Regions from separate parts of the Homo sapiens genome. Here region 2 is linked to region 1. The links are chromatin loops, found by intact Hi-C in ENCODE. Cell type or tissue: chondrocyte. All regions are shown on one strand. Links, peaks and the distances in the headings refer to the core of each region. The heading gives the core; the rest is flanking DNA.

What was found. Peaks named below come from ENCODE experiments on the same cell type or tissue, not always from the same donor. Only the 100,000 strongest peaks of a DNase experiment are listed, where the experiment ranks them.
Region 2: a loop joins it to region 1, with 2.4 times the contacts of the local background. A loop is called at or near these places in 2 of 110 quality-filtered maps.

The regions. Positions count from the first base shown.
Region 1 is chr11:16,604,644-16,607,550 of GRCh38, reverse strand. It overlaps a transcript of SOX6 not described here. Among named protein-coding and RNA genes, the nearest start is that of C11orf58, 130 kb to the left of the region's middle. RefSeq lists an enhancer at 1-429. In chondrocyte, for the core only: a CTCF peak has its summit at 1,178 (motif pointing right); DNase peaks (open chromatin) are centred at 554 and 1,141.
Region 2 is chr11:15,275,304-15,278,210 of GRCh38, reverse strand. No RefSeq gene overlaps it. Among named protein-coding and RNA genes, the nearest start is that of INSC, 160 kb to the right of the region's middle. In chondrocyte, for the core only: a CTCF peak has its summit at 1,379; no DNase peak of the experiment used is centred there.

The DNA.
Region 1 (2,907 bases), core at 206-2,705:
GACTTGAGTTAACGGGCTACGCCGGCCGCGGCGCTGGGGGGTTCTGTTCCCTTGCTCCCCGGACTGTGACAATTGACCTAGCACCGACTCCCCTTCCTTTTAATTTTTTTTATTTGTATCTTTCCCTTTTTCTTTAATGCCATTTACTCCTGCGGCGCAGCGCACAAGGAGCCCTCCCGCGCGGTACCATCCTGGAGCCCGCCCAGGTAACCGGGACGGAGCGAGCGATCTCGAGAGCGAGGGAGGCAGAGCCAGGGCGCGCGGCCCGCTGTGAGCTACCTGTTGGGGCGCCGGAGGGGGCAGGGGGCAGGAGCCCAGGGCCGGGCCGCCGTCCCCCGGCGTCTTCCGCTCCTGCCCTTCCGGGCACTCCAGGGTTAGTTTCTGTGAGCTGGGACCGAGGGGCTGGGGCAGGACAGGCAGAGGGACGAGAGCCGAGCGAGCGGAGCCCCGAGAGGGCGCGGGTGGCCGGGAGCCGCGGCTGCCGGGCCGGGGCGGGTTTGCGTACTTGGCTGGGGAGGGGAAAGGAGGAGGAGGAGCGGGAGGAGGGCGCTCCGAGGGGCCGACGCGGAGGGGGAGTGGAGGGAGAGAAAGGGGCCCGGGCGCCCGCCGCTCGCTGGTGGACGCGCTGATCCCGAGGATGCGTCCCCCTCTTGGAGAGTTGCGCCTTGTTCCGGAGTGACAGATCTGCGTGGCGGGGGTCTGTTTTTCTCCCCTTCACCTCCCCTCCAAAAAATCCACCCTGAGAAAACACATGTTGTAGCCGTAGATAACTGTGCGTAGGACATTAAGGCAAAAGGGCAGGGACAGGGACACAACGCAACCTTTGACAACAGAAAGCTGTTATCGCCATCCTAAGTATTCGTCCGGAAATCTGTCTGCCCTCTCGGCCCACCTCACTCCTCCACCTCCGCCTCCCCGCATTGGTATTCTAATCTATATAATTGGGAATGATGTGAAAAAGAAGTCAGGTGGCTTAGAGAATGAATTTGTAAGTCTCCGTGAAGTTCGAGGTAGGTATTTCATTGAAGTTCGCTCAAGTGTGTGATAGAGGAAGCTTTTGTGGCTGCGTGTGTAGTCATCCCTCCTCGTTCTGTGAAAGCAAATGCGTGTCGGCTTTGAAGGTTCAGATGGGACCGCTAGGCGGTAATGCCCTCCGTGCCCACAAGAGGGCAACATCCCGAGGGCTTTGTGAGCGCTGTATCTCTTGTTACCGCCGCAGGCTTGGGTTTAGAGAAAGTTACACTGAAACTTTTAAAAAACTGATACCACCTCTTATTTCGCGATACTAAAAAAAGAAAGATATAAAGGAAAAAAAAAAAAGAAAAAAGAGGGAAGTAAAGAGAGAAGAGAGAAAGAGAAAGGCAGGCAGCTAGCCTACCCCGGGAGAGCCCTAGTCACACCGAGACTAGGGGGAGGGCTGTTTTAATTGTGGGTTTGGCCGACTGACGACTGGAGTGCCCTCCTCGGCTGTCTTAGTTGTAGCCGGAGGTCATGTAAATCGACCTTAAAAGAATGCATAAGCCATAAATTAAAATAAACCCTCATCCAAGGGCTGATCCATACGTAGACAATATCCAACCTGGACAAAACGGGCTTCCCTTGCGAGCCGACCTAAACCGCATCCCCCAAAGAATAGAGACTAAATGCAAAGTAAGTTTCCTAGCAAATATTTTGTTTTCTTGAAAAGTGTTGGGTTGATTCGCTGTGTGACTGAGACGCCACAGTGTTCGGAGCGCTTCAGTGTCACCCAGGCTCTGGGTGCGGGAGGTCGGGAGGACCCGCTGAGCTTCTGGGCTTCTTAATGCTACCCCCACCCCACCCCCATTTCGGTTTGGAAACTTAGGCTGTTTGTGGGGTTGACACTGGTTGAGGGCGGGCGGGAGTCGAGGATCTCCGCCGCTCTCTCGCCGGGATAAAGTTTACTCGGAGGAGTTCATGAAGAAAACCCGGGTCGCTAGAAAACGCTTGCGCTCCCTCCTCCCACCCTCACCCCACCGCCGCTCCGCCGCAACTTTTTCGGGACACCGCTCGAGTTGCCTCCAGCTCCCTCCGCTTGTCGCCCTTCCTTCCCCCTCCCCCCGTTTTTGGACAGTACTTTTTAATGATCTTTTCAGGAATAAACAAACCGAATTCCAAGCCCATCCGAAATCCAAGGCTGACTGATCTGTGGTCCTCTTTACCCTGGCCGCGAGGGCAGTGGTGCCTGACCTGGCGGGAGCGGGGGCGAGGGGTAGTTCAGCCCCGCCGGGCGCGGACTTCGCCAGGGAGTCACCCGGCCGAGCGCACGGTCGCCGGCACGTTTCTTCCCCGCCCCGCGTCCCTGAGCCCAGCCGGCGCCCTCCGTCCTTCTCGGCGCCCTGCCGGGGCCCCGCCACCCGCCGTTCCTCTGCAGCCGGGGCCGCGGTCCGCTGCTCCCGGGCTCGGCCCAGGGCAGGGGGCGGTGCTGCCACCCGCCCCGGGACCCAGCCCGAGCCCGGCCGCTCCCGCGGGAGCTGCTTTCTTCCTTCTCCCTTAAAGGGCCGGGCAGAGAAGGGAAAGGGCTTGTGCAAAGGCTGCTGGGGTTGTGCTCCGATGCCGGGAGGAGCGGCCCGGGGCTGCTGAGGGCAGATTAGCTCGGTGCCGGGCTGCTTCCCCGGCGCTCCGCAGAGCTTTAAGATAAAAAGAATTGGTGTGTTCGGAGCAGATAAAAGGTGGCAGTCGCCAGCTTGTTTTGAGTTTTATTTACGGTCTCTTAGGCGGACCAAGTTTGAAAATGTTGTTTTGTGTGAATTGTCAGATATTGAATGCAGCCCCTATTTGGGGACTAAAAATAAGTCTTCGACTGAACTGGCGGGGCTGGGCTGTTAGCGAGATGGGCTGTCCTGGGCTGCTTTTGTGTGTGAGACCCTGTGAGGGCCGCGCTTGAAG
Region 2 (2,907 bases), core at 137-2,636, 1.3 Mb after region 1:
AAATGTTACCACTGGCTTCCTCAGGGTGATGGGATAGTGTAAGATATTTTTTTCTGTACTTTACTATAATTTCTAAATTTTCTATATTAAATATGCATTATTTTTAAGGAAAAGATACTCCTATTATGTTTGAAGTGACTCATAAGGACATGTCAAATTGCATTTTATCACTGATACATGCAGACCTAACCCCACAGTCTGGGAAAGTAAGCCCTGGTTGAACAACCCCGTGGGAGGCAAAGGAAGCTCAAATGATTGAGGGTCAGTCTTCTTCCCAGATAATGGAATTCCTGCCAGTCTTGGGACTGATCAGGAAACCTTGGCCCAAATAAGCCACAGAGCATCCCCCTGCTCAGGAAGTGTCCATAGGCAGGGGACTATCTGTGAAAGAAAGTTGCTGAACCTCCAGAGAAAGAGAGAGGTCTCAGAGTCTCTGCAAATATTTGAGAACAATTTTTCTGGCCTCCACTCTCGGGTTCTTTTGTTTTGTTTTTGCCAGACTAAACCCCCTCACTTGAACCAAATGGTTGCAATATGACCTTATTTCTATTACCCTCATCACCTGCATACGGGCAGCTCCAAATGTCAACTATCTCTTTAAATATATGATCCTATGAGTTGAACACAACCAGATCTGATTTGACTGTGGGAGGCTGTATTAGGGTCATCACCTCCTTTGTTTTGAACACTATACACTCATTAATTTTAAGATCTAGCTACTATAGAGAGATTAAGAGCTGAAAGTCTCGACCCAGACTGCCCTCTTCAAATCCCAGCTCTGACACTAGCTGTGTGATATTGACCAAGCCCTTTGACATCTCTGTACCCTGGATTCTTCATCTGTAAAACGCTGACAATAATAGTACCAACCCCAGAGGGTAGCTAGGAGGATTAACAGAGTTCATGCGTGCAAAGCACTTAGAACAGCACCTGGCACAAGGAGAGGGCTACACAATTGTTAACTGTTAATATTAATGTGGCCAAACGGCACTGATTTCACTTAGGCTTTTCTGTTTTGTTTTTGTGAGGAGTGAGGAGCTTAACTGCAAAAACTCCCCATTGACTGATATTCAAATTAAACTTAAAGCCTCTTAGATCCTTAACTCCCTCCATCTAGAAATTGTGCAACTGATTTTTGAACCTAGAGGCAGAAAAACAAATTTGCATTTTTTTCCCAGAGAAATTCCAGCGGGAAAGTAAGAGACAAAGTGAGAGAGGGGCAGAGAAAGAATAGTGACAGAGAGAGGCGACAGAGACATAGACAGAGAAACGTAACAGATTGAAACTGCTAGCCTGCATCAGAAATGAGGGCCTCGGAAAAGCTGTTCATTTCCCAGCTGGGTTTTGTTTTTGTGTGGGTTCTTTTTCCCCCCTTTTTCATTTGTGTTCACACTTCCCCCTCTTGTGGCTCATCAGAAAATCACAGGTGGTCCTTGCTTTTCAATGGATTTCAAAATTGGTGAACACTCAATGCTGGCAGTTCTGGCTGAGAAGATTGGGTCAACCCCTACCTGATCCCAGGAAGGGGAAGAGATAAGATGGGGAGAGGAGGCCAGGTTGTATAGTAATCATCACCTGCTCCTTATCCAAGAGTCATGTGAGCAGAAAAAGCTGTCTCTTCTCTTTCATTGATAAAGGGATGAAGGGCTCCAGAAATGACCCACAGTACTAGCCCTCTCAGGGATATTTTCTAAAAGGCTTTGGTAGGGGATGGATTCATTTAGGATCAGGCCAGTCAGATAGAAAAATAATACAAACAAGTCCAAAGGAGAACTGTATCTGTCATTGCTCATATTCACTCTGCTCCAAGCCAGTTCTATGCCTTTGCTCACACTATAACCTACACCAAAAGTGCCCATTCTTCAAGGATAGGGTAACTGCTACCCTATCCTTTCGTGATTCCTTTTACCAATCTGTCCCCAGACCCTTGCCTCTAGTAGAAATGTTTCTCTTCTCTCACTCCACAGTATCTTATTATGGCTCTAATGTGGCACTGGTGAAGTTTGCTTTCTACGCAATTAACAGCGTCTTTGTCTTATCATCCCACAAGATTAGTGAAGAGGAAAGGGAAGAGGCTGGGTTTCATACATCTCCAAAGACCCAGCCTCCGGCATAAGGGGTGGGGGGGTGGATAAGAGAGGGATGAAGGGGGGAAAAGAAGGAGGAGGAGAAAAAGAACAAGGAGAAGATGGCAAATGTAACAGTTGGTGAATCTATTAATAGTTACAGGGTATGTGAATATCCATCAGAACTTTCTATTTTTCTGTAGTTTTGAAATTTTTCAAAACAAAATGTTGAAAAAAATGAAAAAAAAATCACTTAATATGGCTTGCAAGTTTAAAAATCAGGTAAATGCCAGAGTAAGAAATAAAATCGGGACACAAATCAAAATTAGGCTTCTCAACCTCTAGAGACCACAAATTAGCTTTTAGGAGTTACAAACCTCAGGAAATTTTAAGTACAAGTTTTGTGTCAGTGCATTTTTCTAGGGAGAAAGGTTTTAACTCTTTCATCAGATTTTCAAGGGGTTTGTAACACCGCTATACACCCCCCAAAGTATTAAAATAGTAACCTAAAGAGAACTTGAAACAAAATGCTATTGCCAGACATGAGGATCAATGGCCATAGAATGATGGACTGAATTGATCAAATTTCAGAGACAAAAAAATACCTTGGTGATCATGTAGCCCAGAGCTCTACATCCAGAGGGGGAAACTAGGCCCAAAGAGAGGTCAGGGAGTTTGACTCCAACAAATTTAACATGTTTCACTGGCTCATAAATGACAACCAGGCCCACAATGTTCTCCTTGTGCCATGGGGAATTCTCCCCCCAGAAAAGCCATCCTGAAAAAACGTGATCAGACAATGGTCATCTTGTCAGCCCTCACAGACAAGAACATGCATCTT